2 separate regions of the Homo sapiens genome follow, and region 2 is linked to region 1. The links are chromatin loops, found by intact Hi-C in ENCODE. Cell type or tissue: heart right ventricle. All regions are shown on one strand.

What was found. Hi-C counts contacts between places; a loop is a spot of excess contacts. Peaks named below come from ENCODE experiments on the same cell type or tissue, not always from the same donor. Only the 100,000 strongest peaks of a DNase experiment are listed, where the experiment ranks them.
Region 2: a loop joins it to region 1, with 2.8 times the contacts of the local background. A loop is called at or near these places in 1 of 110 quality-filtered maps.

Annotation. Positions count from the first base shown.
Region 1 is chr15:40,250,708-40,255,707 of GRCh38, reverse strand. It overlaps BUB1B-PAK6 (BUB1B-PAK6 readthrough), which reads right to left. Exons shown (of 10, transcript NM_001128629.3): 2 at 2,419-2,530. It overlaps PAK6 (p21 (RAC1) activated kinase 6), which reads right to left. Exons shown (of 11, transcript NM_001395430.1): 3 at 2,419-2,530. It overlaps PAK6-AS1 (PAK6 antisense RNA 1), which reads left to right and starts at 2,749. Exons shown (of 2, transcript NR_168270.1): 1 at 2,749-3,050; 2 at 3,169-5,000. RefSeq lists a silencer at 2,678-2,767. In heart right ventricle, no CTCF peak of the experiment used is centred here; a DNase peak (open chromatin) is centred at 2,631; H3K4me3 peaks cover 1,697 bases; H3K27ac peaks cover 811 bases; H3K27me3 peaks cover 3,019 bases.
Region 2 is chr15:40,174,609-40,179,608 of GRCh38, reverse strand. It overlaps BUB1B (BUB1 mitotic checkpoint serine/threonine kinase B), which reads right to left. Exons shown (of 23, transcript NM_001211.6): 5 at 2,936-3,132. The region is part of intron 2 of LOC107984763 (a long non-coding RNA gene); the gene reads left to right. Among named protein-coding and RNA genes, the nearest start is that of BUB1B, 16 kb to the right of the region's middle. In heart right ventricle, no CTCF peak of the experiment used is centred here; no DNase peak of the experiment used is centred here.

The DNA.
Region 1 (5,000 bases):
CAGCCTCTACTGGGGTCCGAGTCTGCCATCTGCTCCTCTTCACGTGACTTGAGAGTCAGGAGAGGTGGCACCCCAGCACCCTATCCTGGCTCCCAAAATACACGGGGGAAGGAAATTTCATCTGCTTTTCTGCTCAGCTGTCACCTGCGGGGGAGGAGGGTCCTAGACGCAGGTTGTGGCCCTCATGTGGATGCCCACAAGATTCAAACAACCTGCTCAGGGTCAGTGTGCTGAAGTGCGGAGAGGCCCTGGGAGGATGAGCAGGACCCTGAGGCTCTGCTGTCCCACTTGAGGGACCCAGACAGATGCAGCATGGGCCAGGGCAGACAGCATGACATGCAACCTGCCAAAATGTTTGGGCTCTCTGCCTTTGTCACTATTCCCATACCACTGGCCCCAGTGAATCCCCAGGGGAGAGATAATGGGCTGCTGTTTAAAAGAATACAGTAATACAGCTCATTCAGTCACTTGTGTCAACAGGCGTGAGCCACCGCGCCCGGCCTACCCTAGATTCTCAACAGCCTCTGCACACAGAGGTCTGAGTCCTTAGCATAGGGTCCTCAATGCCTAGCTAGGACCCTATGCTAAGCATTGGAACCTCTGGCATTGGAACCCTATGCTAAGCAGAAGGAACCTCTGGCATCCCTAATCACAAGATTGCCTTTTTTTCTACAGCTCTTAACTTTCCAGACCTCTATTTCACCTCCTTAACACTCACAACTTTACACTCACAACACCATTGTGAGTTGGGCTGAACCTGCTTTCCTGGGCCCATTTTAAAGACAGCAGGGAGCTGGAGAGAGAAGGAGGAGGCAAGAAAAGAAAGGTATGCTTATAAAGTGCCCACCACATGGATAGACTGTGCTAGGTGCTTTTTATTAGTACATCTAATGGCTAATTGTAGCTACTGCGAGCTCTGTTTTACAGATGAAGAAACTGAGGCTCAGAGAGAAGTAATTGTCCAAGACAGTAAGTGTGGAGCTGGGATTCAAAGTCAGATCTCTCCGACTCCAAACTCCAGGCTCATCCACAATGCCCAGTGCCCAGAGAAGTCAAGTGACCTGCTCTGGATCACACAGCTATGCAGAACAGAGATGGGACTGGAAGCTCAAGCCAGAGGCTCCCTCTATCCCAGGCAACAGTTGAGGTTCCAGGGTCACCCATGAACACATGAACATGTGTGATGTGCAGGGGGCGCTGCTGTTTCTGATGCCCAAGCCAGATCCTCTTCCAGGAATGGCCCCTTCCCTGGGTCACCACGAGGTCCAGAGACCCTGAATTAGGGTCTCTCACTACTCGCCCTCCAAGGACCCCTACCTTTACTTTATTCCTATTGCTTTGCTCTAATACCCTCTGACAATAGCTTGCCAAACAGCCAGACTGCCCTCAAAGCTCTCCAGGATGGGAGAACTTGGAGTGGCTTAGCCCTTCCCAACATAGCAGCTGGAGGCTGATGAGGCAGTTACTCCCCACAACCGCCTAATGAGGAGGAAGGCATTCGCATTCCCATTTTACAGATGAGGCCATTTATAAGTTTGTAGAGAAGTGAAGCAACTTGTCTAAGGAGTCAAAGGCAAAGTCTGGATAGATTCAAACCCCACTCTCTTCGGTTCCAAATGTGTCTTCGGCCACTGTCCTATATACTATGGAGGAGAATTCATGGCACTGCAGGCTGAACCTCACCTTGCATGGAACCAGGCGTTTTCTTATCCAATGCGGCAACCTATGCCACACCGGCCACCAAAAACGAGCATGGACACAGACCTGAGCCCCTCTGCCCCCTTCACCCAGAAAAACAAGTCAGAAAAGCCCCCAAAAAACCACCAGAATGGGGCAAGATACAGAAAACGCAACCTACACCCTGGGAGCTCTTCATGGCTTAGCCTCCAGTGCTCCCAGCAGCACCTACACTCCAGATCGGATGCCACCTGAGCAGGTCTGGAGATCTGGGGAATGAGCGGTGGGCTGGGATGTGTGGAGCGGCAGCTTCACCTGTAACTCCTGCGGGAGTCTCCCACGGCTGCCTCCCACCCTGCCCTGCACAGCCACTGGGCCTGCCACCACCCTTCCTGTTTGGGAACCTCTTCCCCGGCATGAATTCCCTGCACTCTGCCGCGGTGACACCCTCACCCAGGACAGGCATCAGACCTGAAGATGGGCCCGGGGGCAGGGCGGGCCATTTGAGGTCTTGACGTCTACCAGCCTACCGTGGGGCCATGGGGCAAAGTGGTGTAAGTGACTTAACATGCACCCACTAAGGATCGAGAGACGGCACCTGGAAGGGACCACCTCCGCTGCCTAGCAGTACCAGGAAGGAGCCAGCCCAGGAGGGCCACCTGCCTGCCCACTGTCCCTCCCTGCCTGCTCTTCAAAATGGGTGCAGAAGGCTCTAGGGCCGGGGGCCGCTCGCTCACTCACCTTCCGGCGCCTTCCGCCTCTTCCTCGCGACTCCTCACCCGCACTGGGCCTCTCTCTTAGGCGCTGAGGAGAGGGAAGACCTGGGACCTTGCTGGGCCAGTCCTCCGCAGGCCTGCGCGGAAACAGATCAGAAATGCATTATGGCAAATGTAGCAAGTGTTCCCGCGGGTGTTGCGACTGGCTGACGTCCAGGCGCTGGGAACCGCTCCGCGCCCGCCTCCCGACTGAACTCCTGGCTCAGGTGCAAGAGGCGGCAGGCTCCTTGCGGGGCTTACGGGGAGAAGGGGACGTTGGGCGCAGCACCGCTTCCGGGGCGGCCCCTCTCCAGCCACACTCCGACCCGGCGCGGCCACCCGGCCCCAGCTCGCAGGCCCCACTGCTGCGCCCTCTCGGGGACGCGAATGCCCCGCGCCGGGCGGGCGCCCGCGGAGGGAGGTCCCGCTCCAGGGACGCGGAGCTCCAGATGCCTGCGCCCAAGGCCCCTCGCCTGGCGCCGGCTGGTCCCGAACTTCGGGGCATGGGCACCCAGGAAGGGGGCTGCGCGTGTTGGGAGGCCCGTCCTCTCGCCGCGAACCTCCGGGGCAGCCGGGGAACCCACCTGCGGAGCGGGAAGCCCAGGAACGCTCGAAGAGGTCGTGGGAGCCGGGCCCGCCCTCCGCGGGAGGGACCTCGGCGCGGGAACGCCGAGGAGGGGCCGCGCTTACACGTTGGTGCAGCGCCGGCTTCACCTGACCGCGATTTTGATTTCAGGGTGTGGCCTCAGGTAGGACGCGGCGGCGAACCCAGAGCGCGGGAGAAGTTGCCAAGTGTCGCTGGGGCCTTGGCCAGGAGCCCCTCTGCCCGAGGGGCGCCGTGCTGCTCAACTCTTTCTCTCCACCTGCTTGGCCCCAGTTCCCGCCCGCCCTTCGCCTCCGGGCCCTGGCCTGGCCACAGCCGCGGGGACCTGCCTGCGGCTCCACGGCCCAGTGGCCGCCTCGCGGAGACCCGACCTGGAGAATCAGCTGAGCGCCGGCTGTGTGTAATCACCTCGTTCACTGGCATCGCAGATGCACGCTCCAGAGCCGCGGGCCGACTCTCCCGGACCTGAGCGGGCCGCGTGTGCCCACCCACACATCCTGGAGAGCCCACGCGGGAGTCGGAAAACCTGTCACCTTGGATGATCTGTCCCATGTGGACAGGGCCCCAAGACTGTGCTGGGGTAGCCCCTTGCGCAGGCAGGAAAGCGGGATTTAAGGGATTCCAGTTCCCTTGTCAGCCCTTGCGCAGTCCTGAGTCCTGAGGACTTTCTAGCCTGAGAGTCCTAGGGCAGGAGACCCGCACCCCCAGAGCGGCTAGGGCCTGTTTCGGAGCCCCTCCGCCTGTGATTTTGTCCCAGAGTCGGCATCCTCTGCTTGTCCTCAGCAGTCCCTGCCTAAGATCAGAATGGCCATTCCAAGGGGCTCACTCCTGGCTGCCCCTGTGCCATGTTTCTTTTGGGGTACAGGGTGTTTTCTATACTGGGGGAAGGGACAGGAATCACTCATCTCTTCCCCAGATAAAGAAGTGAGAAGACCTTTGCTCTCCTTGTCTTGGGCCCCCAGAGAAAGGCTGTGTTCTGGCTGAGTGCTGAGGAAGTTCTGGCTTGGAAACTCAGTACATGTGGACTCCAAATGGCTGCCGTCAAGTGGTGGCTGGGTGACTGCCAGTGTCACAGAGCGGGGACCAAGGACAGTGCAGGGATTTTAAAAATCATTGTTGGGCACCTCAGACTTCAATGATTAACTGAGGTCACTATGGCCACTTATTTTTGTTCACTGATTCTTTAGACGCATCAATCTACTCACGGCTCAATCTTTTGCATTATAGGCTGTATTGGTTTCACACAATTTACTCTAAGGCGCCCACCTAATAGAGCTCAGGCAACCCGTGGGAACCTGACAGTCCCAAACAGGTCTGTACCCTGTGTGGCTGCACCACAAGCCCAATGCCCTCGGCTTTCCTAGGGAAAGCATGGTGCCAGGTGCAGATGCTGGCCCTCTGTGCTGTGGGACAGTGGTGTGGGAGCCAGCCAGCTAACCATACCCTGCTGCCATCCCCAACATCCCCAACACATATTTATATTTAGTTTCTGTTCTCCTCCCCTTACTCTGTCGCCTCCTCCTCCTCCTCTTTGTGTCTTTCCCACGCGGATTCTTTCTCTTTCCTCTGAGTGGACAATACTGTAGGCCTGACCCGCTTAGACAAACTCTGACCTCCTGTGGTCACCCAGGAAGCTGACTGCTAGGCCTTGGATGAGGGGGCAGTGGGAGGGGGACCAGGTGATACCAGAATGGCTCCCCCCACAGATTCGTTACCCAAGGACATGGGTACACTGGTCGAATGCTGGCTGCAGAAGCAGAATGTGCTGCGTGGAGGTGGCAGAGATTGGTTGCTGAGGATTTGAAATGAACCATGAACCAAAGCTAGAATGAAAGCATTATATTGTCTAACCTAGAATCGACACCCTAAATTATTTTTACTGATTCATGAATGCATATGTGAATTATTTTCTTTGACTACAAATGCCTTATATACCCAAATCACAGCTCCAAGCAGTACTTTTG
Region 2 (5,000 bases), 76 kb after region 1:
CTATTAAATGGTCTCAACATAACAAAAAAGATATTGTTAGAGTTCACAGAAAAAACAAGACCCAACTATTTGCTGTGTATAAGAAACCCACTTAAAAAATATAAAGACATAGGTTAAAAGTTAAAGAAGCTAATTAACATAAGTGTCACTAAAGTTGGTATATAACCCTCCACTGCTAAATTCAACTAGCTTAACAAAAGGGTAAAAAGAAAATGACACAAAAACCTGTTACGCAAATATAACAGTATTATTTTGTAATAGCCAGAAGGTGCAAACAACCTAAATGTTCACTAACTGATGAATGGATAAATAATATTCATATGATGGAATATCATTCGGCAATAAACAGGAATAAAGTACTGATACATGTCACAACTATGTTCATTTATGATGAACCTTGAAAACAGTATGCTGAAAATCCCTGTTCCACCCTTCCCTCCCTGGAAAAAAAAAAAGGAAATAGTATGCTAAGTAAAAGAAGCCAATCACAAAAGACCATGTATTGTAGGATTCCATTTAACTAAAATGTCCAGAATAAGCAAATCCATAGAGACAAAAAGCAGAGTAGTGGTTGCCTAGGAGCGAGGTAAGTAGGAATGGAGAGTGACTGCTAATGGGCATGGGGTTCATTTTAGGGTGTTAAAAATGTTCTAAAATTAGATTGTAATGATGATTATACAACTCTAAGAGTGGTTTTTTTTTAATGTGGTTTTTAAAAAGTAAAGAAAGGGAAAAGATGTATCATGCAAACAAAAAGGAAGCTGGAATAGCTGTACTAATATCAGACCAGGTAGACTTCTGAATAAGGAGTATTATCAGGGATAAAGGGAGACATTATATAATGATACAGGGGTCAATTCTAAATGTTTATGCATCTAAAAGAACTTCAAAATATATTAGGCAAAACTGATGGGACTAAAAGAAATAGACAAAATCACAAAGAGGCTTCAAAACCCTTCTTAGTAATTGATATAACAAGTAGACAGAAAGTCATCAATGATACAGAAGACCAGAACAGACTACCAGTCAACTTGCCCTAAATTATATTTACAGAATATTACACTCTAAAAAACAGAATACACATATTTTTCAAGTGTACATGAAGCATTCACCAAGATAAACCATAATCTGGGTGATAAAACAAACCTTAACAAATTTAAGACTTGAAACCATATACCTTATGTTCTCTGACCACTATGGAATTAAACTAGATATCAATAACAGAGATATCTGAAAAATCCAAAAACACTTCCTAACTGAAGTAATACACTTCTAAGTAACTCATGGGTCAAAAGGAAGACACGGGGTAAGCTAGAAAATATTTTGAACTAAATTAAAATGAAAATACAGTATATCACAACTTGTGGGATACAACTAAAGCAGTGCTTAGAAGGGAATTTAGAGCATTAAATGCTTATATTAGAAAAAGAGAAAGGTCTAGAATCAGTGATCTAGGCTTTCACCTTAAACTACAAAAAGAAGAGCAAGTTATATCCAAAGCAAGCGGGAAGAAATAAAGTGCAGAAATAAAATTAAGAACAGAAAATCATTAAGAGAAAAAAAAAAAAAATCAATGAAATGAACCCAAAAGCTGGTTTTCTAAAACAATCAGTAAAATTGATATCCAAGCCAGACTGAGAAGACATAAATTACCAGTATCAGGAGAAAGGGAGAATCACTATATAACCTACAGACATTAAAAGCATAATAAGGGAATATTATGAACAACTCTATGCCCACAAACTCATTAACTTGGATGAATGGATCAATTCCTTGAAAGACAAAAATCTACCAAAGTTTACTTAAAAAAAAAAAAGCCTAAATAAATGGAGAATTATACCATATTCCTGTATAATCCTAATCAAAATCCCAGAAAGCTGATTCTAAAACTTATATAGAAAGTCAAATGAACTACCAGAGTTAAATATAAGAATAAAGTTAGAGGACTCATTTTATCTGATTTCTAGACTTACTATAAAAGGTATAGTAATCTAGATAGCATGGTAAACACTAATGGATAGACACGTACATCGGTAGAAAAAATAGAATAATAGAAATAAACCTACATGAATATGATCAACTGATTTTTTAAAAATCAAGGTATAAAGGCAATTCAATGGAGAAAGGTTAGTCTTTTCAACAATTGGCATTGGAACAAATGAACATTAATATGCTAAAAAAGAACCTTAACCTCTATCCTCTACAAAAATTAACTCAAAATGGATCAGGGATCTAAATGTAAAAAGTGAAATTATAAAACTTGAAGATGAAAACTTGAAGATGAAAATCTCTGTAACAATCTTTGGCTAGACAAAAAATTCTCAGACACAACATCAAAAGCACGATCCATACAAGAAAAACTTGTAAATTAGACTTCTTTAAAATTAAAAACTTCTGTTCTAAAAAAGACAGTTAAGAAAATGAACAGACCAGGCTTAAGCTGAGAGAAAATATTTTCAAATCACATATCTGACAAAGGCTTATACTTACAATCTATAAAGAACTTTTACAACTCAAATGCATTATGCTAAATCAAACAGGCCAAACTCAAAAGGCTATATATTATACGATTCCATTTATATGGCAGTCTGGAAAAGGCAAAACCACAGGCTGGAGAATAAATCAGTGTTTGCCAGGGGTTTGGGTTCAGCATAGGTACTAATTACAAAGGGAATTCTTTTGGGGGGTGTGAAATTATTCTGTATCTTGTTAATGATGATGATCACAAGTCTTTTTACTCCTAGTACCATATACCAAAGAGTGGATTTTACTCTATGATAAATAAAATTTTTAAAATATATCTTTAAAAAAATTGAATAGTAACTAAGTAAACTTAACATGCCAATCCACCAGAAAGCACTTTATTCAGATGCAAAAAAGAGATAATTTATTTCTATTATTTTTAGAGTTAAGACAAGCTCCAAAGAAAGTTTACCGGTGCTGGGACTGTAGTCTTTCTAGTGGTTCAGCCTTCTGTTGAATCCCTTCCTGAAATATCGCATCTGCTTTCCTAAAGTTTTCTCTAGCTTCATATTCTTCTGCCCATGAGATATAGAACTGAGCAAGTGAAACACCAATCCCTTGGTTGTGCAAGTAACTGTACATATCCAAAGGCTCATTGCATAAACGCCCCTGTAACAGAAGTGTTAACAGTTAACCAATTTCTACTCACGTATTGAATGCCTATTAGTTGCCAAACAATCACTGGAGATACTACATGCAATTCCTGTATTGAAAAAAAAATCTATTATTACAATGTGATAAGGACCATACTGGGAGGACCTAAAAAAGAGGCAAAACTGAGCGATTTGTAAGAAGAGTTGGAGAGTAAAGGCTTCAAGAAGGAGTAATAAGCCAGGTGCAGTCGCTTCTGCCTGTAATTACAGCACTTTGTGAGGCCGAGGTAGGAGTAGGAGGATCGCTTGAGGTTAGGAGTTTGAGACAAGCCTGGGCAACATAACAAGACCCTGTCTCTACAACAAAATTTAAAACTTTAGCTGGGCATGGTGGAAGGCGCCTGTAGTCCTAGCTACCCAGGAGGCTGGGGCAGGAGAATCACTTGAGCCCAAGAGTTTGAGGCTGCAGTGAACTATGATGGTGCCACTGCATTCTAGCCTGGGTGACAGAGTGAGACCCTGTCTCTAAAGAAAATTAAAAAAAGGGGGGAGGAAGGGGTTAACATTTGAGCTTAGCCCTGAAGGAGAAATGGACTTTTATCAGGTGGAAAATGGGAAGGGAAGGGTATTTCAGCCAGAGAAAATAGCATAAGCAAAGATACAGAAAATTAAAAGTTATGTAGGGGTCCAGGCTAGATAGTTGTCTGGAGAAAAAGGCTGTGATAGGTCTTGAATATCAAGCTAATCAATTTTGAATCTGCCTAATAGTAATTGTTGTATGTGTTAGGGTGGGTGAGCGATAAGCAAAGGAATGACATAGTCAAATCTGTGTTTTAGAAGGGACATTATGAGACCATATACAATGTAGATAATTCTATTAGCAAGAGGGAGGAAAATATCACTAAAAACCTCACATCACAAACATTTTGATAAATTTTTTCAGTCTTTTTTCCCTTAAGGATGAAAGGATATGTATTATCTTATAAAGTTTTGATCATAATAAAATTTGCTTTTATTCCACTATAATACTGCATCATTCACTTTTCCACGCTGCTGCTTACACTTAACCATTATTTTTAATTTTTTTTTATTTCTACAGACAAGGTCTTGCTCTGTTGCCCAGGCTGGACTGCAGTGACGCAATCATAGCTCACTGCAACCTCGAATTCTTTTCACTATTATTTTTAAATGAATGCATCATGTTTCATCTAATAGAGCTTCCATAATTTAATTGTTCATCTACTTCTGGATATTTAAACAACTTCTAATTTTGCCCAATTATAAATAATTCTATAAAAAATAACTTCATGCATACAACCTTTCACATTTTACATTATTCCCTTAAGAGAAATTCCTAGAACTATGTTAAAAGGTAACAAATTGCTTTCTGAGAAGGTTGTAAAAATTGTTAATGCTAAAATTTAATAATTCGCAAAAATACTCATTCCACCAGACTCTAATCAGCATTAGAAGCTATTAAAAACAATCCCTAAATTCACATAAAAATAGCATTTTTTTTCCTTTTTTTTGAGACAGAGTCTCACTCTGTCGCCCAGGCTGGAGTGCAGCGGCGCGATCTCGCCTCACTGCAACTTCCGCCTCCCAGGTTCAAGTGATCCTCCTGCCTCAGCCTCCCGAGTAGCTGGGACTATAGGCGCCCGCCACCACGGCTGGCTAATTTTTGTATTTTTAGTAGAGATGGGGTTTCACCATATTGGCCAGGATGGTCTCCATCTCTTGACCTGGTGATCCACCCACCTCGGCCTCCCAAAGTGCTGGGATTACAGGTGTGAGCCACCATGCCTGGTCAAAAATAGCATTTCAATGTTCTAGTTAGGAGTTCTGTTACTACTAGAGAAGCTACCATTTGTTACTTTACCAAAT